Linked DNA regions of Homo sapiens: regions 2 and 3 are each linked to region 1. Evidence: chromatin loops called from intact Hi-C (ENCODE). Cell type or tissue: dorsolateral prefrontal cortex. All regions are shown on one strand.

Evidence for each region. A loop is a pair of places that touch in the nucleus more often than their neighbours do. Peaks named below come from ENCODE experiments on the same cell type or tissue, not always from the same donor. Only the 100,000 strongest peaks of a DNase experiment are listed, where the experiment ranks them.
Region 2: a loop joins it to region 1, with 5 times the contacts of the local background. A loop is called at or near these places in 26 of 110 quality-filtered maps.
Region 3: it touches region 1 in a loop (6-fold over the local background); 2 of 110 quality-filtered maps call a loop at or near these places.

What each region holds. Positions count from the first base shown.
Region 1 is chr15:57,749,971-57,752,470 of GRCh38, reverse strand. LOC105370834 (a long non-coding RNA gene) reads right to left here. Exons shown (of 6, transcript XR_001751554.3): 4 at 1,025-1,300. Among named protein-coding and RNA genes, the nearest start is that of POLR2M, 45 kb to the right of the region's middle. RefSeq lists enhancers at 1-87, 510-1,262. In dorsolateral prefrontal cortex, CTCF peaks have their summits at 861 and 1,061; no DNase peak of the experiment used is centred here; H3K27ac peaks cover 909 bases.
Region 2 is chr15:58,181,737-58,184,236 of GRCh38, reverse strand. AQP9 (aquaporin 9) reads right to left here. Exons shown (of 6, transcript NM_020980.5): 6 at 1-276. The coding sequence ends at 102. Among named protein-coding and RNA genes, the nearest start is that of AQP9, 45 kb to the right of the region's middle. In dorsolateral prefrontal cortex, CTCF peaks have their summits at 1,293 and 1,503 (motif pointing right); a DNase peak (open chromatin) is centred at 1,506.
Region 3 is chr15:57,820,654-57,823,153 of GRCh38, reverse strand. No RefSeq gene overlaps it. Among named protein-coding and RNA genes, the nearest start is that of POLR2M, 120 kb to the right of the region's middle. In dorsolateral prefrontal cortex, no CTCF peak of the experiment used is centred here; a DNase peak (open chromatin) is centred at 1,163; H3K27ac peaks cover 2,500 bases.

The DNA of each region.
Region 1 (2,500 bases):
AAAATGCAGTGATCAAGAGACATACCATTTAAATGCAACAGCAAGAAATGAACATTAATGCCAAAAAATAACATGACGAATCAAGGAGCAAACTTCCTCACAGTAAAAAGCCATAAGGAACAGAAGCAAGGTAAATATAATACCCAAGAGCCAATTTAATCTCAAGTAAAGTTTCAGAGCAAAATTTTATATTACTGGGGACAAAAGGGTAGGTACATCAATGGAGACATTCCCACCTTTAGCAGTGCTGACCTTGCTCCTATCATACCTGGGGCTGGGCAGGCAAGAATGGAGGGAGCAGGAAGGGGAGTCAGCTTAGGTAGGAAATGTCATAAGCAAAGCCTGGGTGGACATCACCTCAAAATATTGCTAGGGCACAAATTCAAATAATCCCTTTCATTCTTTTTTTGTTTGTTTGTTTTTGTTTTTGAGACAGAGTCTTGCTGTGTCACCCAGGCTGGACTGCAGTGGTGCAATCTGGGCTCACTGCAACCTCCGCCTCCCAGGCCCAAGTGATTCTCAAACCTCAGCCTCCAGAGCAGCTCAAATCTTCTCTTTCATTCTGATGAGAAAACTCTGCCTTATTCTTTGAGCTTGTGGCAGTTGTCTGTAGTAGCAATCAGAGGGTTAATTGAATATAATGAAGATATAGAGGAGGACACATCAGTTAATTAACTTAGGAGAAAACATTCCCAGGGTTTTGATTTACTTCACAGGAAGAAGCAAAATATTGGACATCTTCTATTATTTCACTCTTGCCTAGAGAGTAAATGTGAGATAAACTTGCCGAAAATTCCAAAAAGGTTGCTATAATCCCTAGCCATCTCAGGGGTGATGTTTTCATTACAGGGAATAAAAGGTTGTCTTTAAAATGCAAACACACCCTGAGTAATCCTCTCAGGAATCTACTTTGAAGCCACTAGATCTTACCATTTTGGTTCTGGGGCTTCTGAAGAAAATTGCAAAGGAAAGAACTAATTCCTTTTTTTTTTTTTTCTTTAATTGGAAAAGTTTTTGAACCAACCTGCTTCCATGATGGGCAGTGAGATGTTTGCTGTGCTGCTGACATCTACTGAGAGACTGTGAAATAGCAGTTCGGGAAGTAAAGGAAATCAAAGCTCCTCTTGAGAAAGCTCTGTCTCTAACAGGTGATGCCATCTGTAGCACATCATCGACCTTTGAGCAAGCACTCATCAATTTCCACAGAATGTCAGGATCCTGGAATGTTCACCCAGGCAGCTTGGAAAAAGGAATGGGGCTGCAGCCATTGTGGGGACAGCAGTCTCCCTTCTAGCACTCTCTGCAAAAGGAAAGGAAACGCTTCTTAGAGCTTGATACCAATTTTCACACTCAGTCCCCTTAGCACCCTTCCAGCTTAGTATTAGTAACTCATTGTACAGATGCAAAAACTCAAATCCACAAATGTCCCGTGGCTTATCTAAAGCTACACAGCTAGAAAGTGTCAGGACGGGAATGAAACACAGAGAGTGACCTGTCTCTGCGCCTGTGCCCTGTCCATACTTTCTGTCCCCAAGAGAGCAACACCATAGATCCAAACCAAAACCCCAAAAAGCCCAACTCTAGGAAATGCACAGGCTCCACTTCACTCCCAGGAGATTCCTATGGATCTATGGAAGAAAATGAGGCAGTGACCGAGGAATTTAAACTCTGGGGTGAAATCATTTCCTCCCAATTATTCTTCGTCTAATGACAAAGATGCACCACTAAAAAAGTGACCTATGCCCTCTAACCTCTGAGAAGATCTGAGTCACATGGCAATTCTATTTGTAACATTACAAGATTATAGAGGCCAGTTTTCCCTTCCTCCTCATTTTCTTCTCCCCCATGACATTTTTAGAAAGTCACATTCATTTATTTTATCATTAGCTATATGCCTTAACCCTGGCCTTCAGTGCAGAGCCTGCTTCACTCTTCTGTAAATTAGCTCATTCCTCTGCAGGTGGACCCCAAATAATCTAGCATGTCTTCCTTCCACACATAGAGGCACCTGTTTGCACACACTTAAAGCTATCCGTCTAAACAGAAAACTGTTTTTGATGTATGTCATTCTGTGGGCAGCTTTTCTATGCCATGACTGCTAACATAAAAGGAGATATGAGCCAAGTTTTGAAAAAAAAAAACTATTATTTCACAGAAAGTGGTTATCAAAATAGTAAAAATAAAAATAAAAATAAAAATTAACTTCATTAAAAATGATGGTATCGGGCCGCAGGGGGGCGGAGGTTCTGCTGGTAGGTCAGCCAGGGAATGAAAATGAGCTAGGGGTGAGAGTACTTTTCTCTATAAGTTGGTTTGGTAAGTTTTGTCTTCTTTTAGAAAGCTGGGTTCCAAAAGGGTAGACAGAGGGCTCATTAAGTAGTTATTTTTTCAGTTACTGGTTTCAACTAATTTTTTGGAACTGATAATGCAGGTACATGGTATAAATTTCAAAAGATACAAAAGACTATACAGTAAAAAGCAAGTCCCTCTCCTACCCTGG
Region 2 (2,500 bases), 430 kb before region 1:
TGGGTGGATTCCACCTCAGGCTTACAAGAACACAGACACTTAGATGCCATCTTTCTGAAGAGAATCCCAAACTGACTGCAAATCCAGAGCTGAGCATGCCACTACATGATGACACTGAGTTCATATTTCTCTGGTTTGTCCTCAGATTGTTCTGTCTTAAAGACTGAGTCAGGCTCTGGATGGTGGATTTCAATGACAAGAACATAGATGAGGCCTCCAATGACAGCACCAACCAAAGGGCCCACTACAGGAATCCACCAGAAGTTGTTTCCAGCTCTGAAATCAAACAAGAAATTAGTGATACATTTCTTGGCCTTCCTCCTGGTATTACTGTCTAGTTTTTCACTCACTTGTTAGTCTTTCTCACACTCATGGTTCCCTCTTAACTCAGCAAGAGCTAAGTATAAGGGGGGCTCAGTGCAGCATGGCAACTGCCATCCTTGACTTTCCACTACACCTGATTTCAGATGATCTATTTAATTGTCCTACTAATATTTGTGAGATATTATGTCTTATTTATTTTCTTTTTATAAAATATAGTGCCTGAGCCCATCGTTAAGATTGAGGGCCCCTAAGAAAGTTCAGGTCAATTATTCAGAATTGCCTTTCCCTCATCCTGAAATAATGATTCCTGTGGATTACAAGCAGAATGTGGAGAGATTCCTGGGCATCATTAGTGTATGAGGACAATCAAACTAATCAATCAGGAAATGTTTTTCAATGAATGAATGAATTTTTAAAAAATCTAAGGTGGATGTGTGAATTGCCTTCTAAATATAATTTAAATCAGTACTTATTTTTTAAGATCTTAGCTTGAGGCTACCCTCTGATAAGGCTGTCATGCCATGGCTCTCTCTCTTCCAGAAATCCTCAATGTTAGTACATTACAGCAAAGCTATAGTTCTGGGGAAAAGCAGGTATCTTTGTGAGTTGTCACCATCTTCTTTGGAGAGAGAAAATCCATGTAAATAATTTCTTAGAAAGGATCAGGAAAGCAAACAAATTATACAGTATATTGTTTAAGGATATATACATTTAAGATAAAAGTATTTTTAAAAAGCAGGGGAATGGAAAACACAAAACTTCAGGATAAATGCAGAGGGGATGGGAGACAAGAGGAGTACCCAGAGGCATGTAAGAATTTCAGTGTTCTAGTTGGATTCTAGAAGGACCCATAGCTTTTCTTTTCATCATTATGCTGAATAACTACACATATGTTCCATGTGGCCTTTTGTATATCTCAAACTTTGATTAGAAAGAACGATAAAGGAAATAAGCAGGACACAAGAACCCTGTCCTAGAATCCAGGAAACTAAGTCTAATCTCAAGATTATCTAGAAGGTCTTTGAGCAAATCAAACCCCCATTCCCCATCGTGAGCTCCATTTCCTTCATCTGCATGGTCCCTTCCACCTGGGGCACCTAAGTGGTCTCCGAAGTCCTCCATTGCCCTTGCAGGGTTGATGGAAGAGCACTGAGCCTGAGCATGGCAGCCACCAGATGTCACTCTTACCACACGGCAGCGAGGATGCTGTACTCGGCCGCCCTCACAGTGCCCTTCCCCAGGCCCCAAATCCAGATGGATTTTTCTAGGGGAGGCACATGGAGGGTGGCTGCCTCTCCCGTTTGGCTGTAAAGACTTGAAGTCTTCTCTAGAGGTCAAAACATGAAGGGAGTATAAGCTACCTGTTGGGTCCATCATTTCCTTTTATGGCAAATTTCTTCCTGTCATTTAGCAGATGAAGGTCCAAGATATCAGCCAGGGTACACGTCCTCTTCACTGGCTGGATGCTTTTTATTTTATCAGATTGGACATGTTGTATCAGGTTCACAAGTCACAAATGGAGGCGCTCAGATGTGGTTACCTGCCTAGCCTAGTCCTATATGCACACAAATAGTGATCATTTGCACACTATGATTCGGGAGATGCCAGGAACATGTGTATGTTAACTGTCTAAAGGACCATCTTTAGGGATTCAATACTTTGGGCCAACTATTTGAAAAATTTAATAATACTCCTGAGAGCTTTCACTGATTAAGTCATTAACAATGTGAATAAGTGGAGAGAAATTTGATGGGAAACATCTTAACATTTAAAGGAAAAACCAAGAGTCTTTGGCCAGGGTCTGTTGACTCTTGCCCTCATCAAACCCTCTGGCATCTCGCTGTACCTGCCATCATTCCACTGCTTGCCGTTCAGGAGTACATGGGGACCTGGGAACAAGGTAGCCTTGTTTTTTTTCTAAGACCTTAGGTGTAGGTCCAAGCTAGGATATCTACTGAGGGATTTCCCTTGAATATAGAACTCTGAGGAAATGAGACACTCTAAGAACACTTTGGAAGCCTGTTGTCCCTCAAAGGTTTTGGGGAGAAATTTTTGGTTGAGGATTACCAGCCAACCCTGCTCTTTCCTAATGGGTTTCTACTTCCCCACTCTCTCCTTTTTCAATCAGTCTTATAGGATGATGCCAGATTAATTTTGCTAAATTGACATTCTAAAC
Region 3 (2,500 bases), 71 kb before region 1:
ATGTGTCACACATCTATCTCATATATGTCACCCATATCTCATTTGAATTACAGTCATCTCTCAGTATCCCTGGGGTATTGGTTCCAGGACTCCTATGGATACCAAAATCCATGGATGCTCAAGTCCCTGATATAAAATGGCGTGGTATTAACATATAACCTATGCACACATGTAAACTCCCCTATACTTTAAATCATCTCTAGCTTACTTATACGATCTAATACAAGGCAAATGCTATGTAAATAGTTGTTGCAGAACCTGCAGATAAGGAGGTAGATAATATTGGTAGATGAAAGTGAAAGAGTGAGGAACATGACACTCTATACTACTGGTAAGAGTATAAATTAGTGCAAATATTCTAGGAAGGTATTTTGGCAATGTACACCAAAAATTTTGGAACTCTTTTCTAAGAACTTAACCTAAATTAAATGTCAGAGCTGTGGAAGTGAGTTTAGGGACAGGAATATTAATTGCATTGTTGTTTATAACAGCTGAAGAACGGAATCCACCCAAGTGTTCAACATTAGAGGTTAAAATCTGATCCATCCTCTTGAGGGAATACTGCACAGCCATTAAAATTCACATGTGACAGAGTATTTAATGAGAAGATATTTTTCAAAGTATATGTTTAACTGAAAAGAGACTGAATTTCAAAATAGTATAATTGTATAATCCTAATTCAGTATGGAAAAGAAATTATATGCATAGAAATGTTAAGGAATTATCTCAGAACAGTTATACGGGAGATTTTTTTATCTCAGAATGGGTATATGGGAGATTTTGATTCTTTTCATTGTGATTTTCTAGCCTTTCCATCCAAATTTTCATATAAAGAACAAGTATTAATTTCCCGGAATAGAGAAAACTTAGTACATCCTATAAAATATTCCTAGGTGATTGATATTTTGGTTCCTGGTAGGTAGAAATGAGGAATCCATGCTTTGATTTTTAACAGAATAATGCATTAGTTTGAAAAATGTACTCCTTGGTATAAACAAATATTCTGCTCCTGTTTTTCTGTAATGTTTTCATTAAAAGAGGCATTGTCTCCAAGCATCGAAATCTATCAATATGATCTTTGTTTTCCTTGTTGAACCTATTGTTGTACTACATTGTATCACATTTCCTTGAAATGGTCTATTCATGCACTGCTGGAGCCAAAGCCCGATGTGATCTTTGTGTGCAGTTACTAGTAACATAAACTTGCACAAGTTACCCTCTCTGTACCTCAGTTTCTTCATCTCTACAATGGTACTTCACAGTGTATATAAAGAACTCAGACCCCTGGCTGGCACATAGAAAGACCTCTACAAATGTTAGCTTGCATTATTATCATCATTATTAATTTATTCAATATCATCTTACATTATTTTCTTGTATTTCATTTAAGATCAACATTCCTAAAGTGATCTTGCTCTGTAGTTTTATTTTGCTCATTGATATGGTTTGACTGTGTCCCTACCCAAATCCCATCTTGAATTGTAGCTCCCATAATTCCCATGTGTCGTGGGAGGGACCCAGTGGGATGTAATTGAATCATGGGGGCAGTCCTTCCCATGCTATTCTCGTGATAATGAATAAGTCTCATGAGATCTGATGGTTTTATAAAGGGGAGTTTCCCTGCTCACGCTCTCTTGCCTGCTGCCATTAAGACATGACTTCGCTCCTTTTTTATCTTCCACCATGATTGTGAGGCCTCCCCAGTCATGTGGAACTGTGAGTCAATTAAACCTCCTTCCTTTATAAATTACCCAGTCTTTGGTATGTCTTTATTAGCACCACGAGAACAGACTAATACACTAATGGTATCTTGATCGGTTATGCGTACCAAGGTTGTGCTTGCTTTATGTAATAAACTGGGTAGCAGTCTATCTTTTGCTGTGTTCTGGAACAATTCACGTCCCTTGCATTTACTTCAAAAAGGGAAACACAACCTTTCAATTATACAAAATGGTTAGCATGCCAAGTTATAGAACATGATACAGCTGCTAATCATACCAGCATTCCTGCATATATTACAATTTGGGCTCAACAAATGCAAGTCATTTAATTATATCATTTTCAATTTAATGCTATAGACATTTATAATATATTATTCAATGAGAAAAAGAACTTACAGAACAACCTGTGAAATATCATCTAATTTTTCTTTATAATTCCCATATATTCTCTTCTCAGGCATGTGTGCATGTGAGTATGTGTGTACTCCAAAAGCTAAATGGTAATTTCTAAAAAGGGCTAGTAATTAAGGTAATTTTAAAAACTGTTTTTTCTCTGTCTGTTCACCTGTTTTTACACTAAATGTGTATTACTCATGTAGTCAAAAAACAAAATGACATTTAAAACCTATCCCTACATTTATGGTTATCTACTTTGTACACACAATATTCTTGACCTGGTAGGGGATGAAAAAGATCCCTGTGATCCAGCCCCTGCTTCCTAGAAGTTAGTAATCTAGATCTAGATGAAGTAGAAACATACATAACTGTGAAATTGTTGT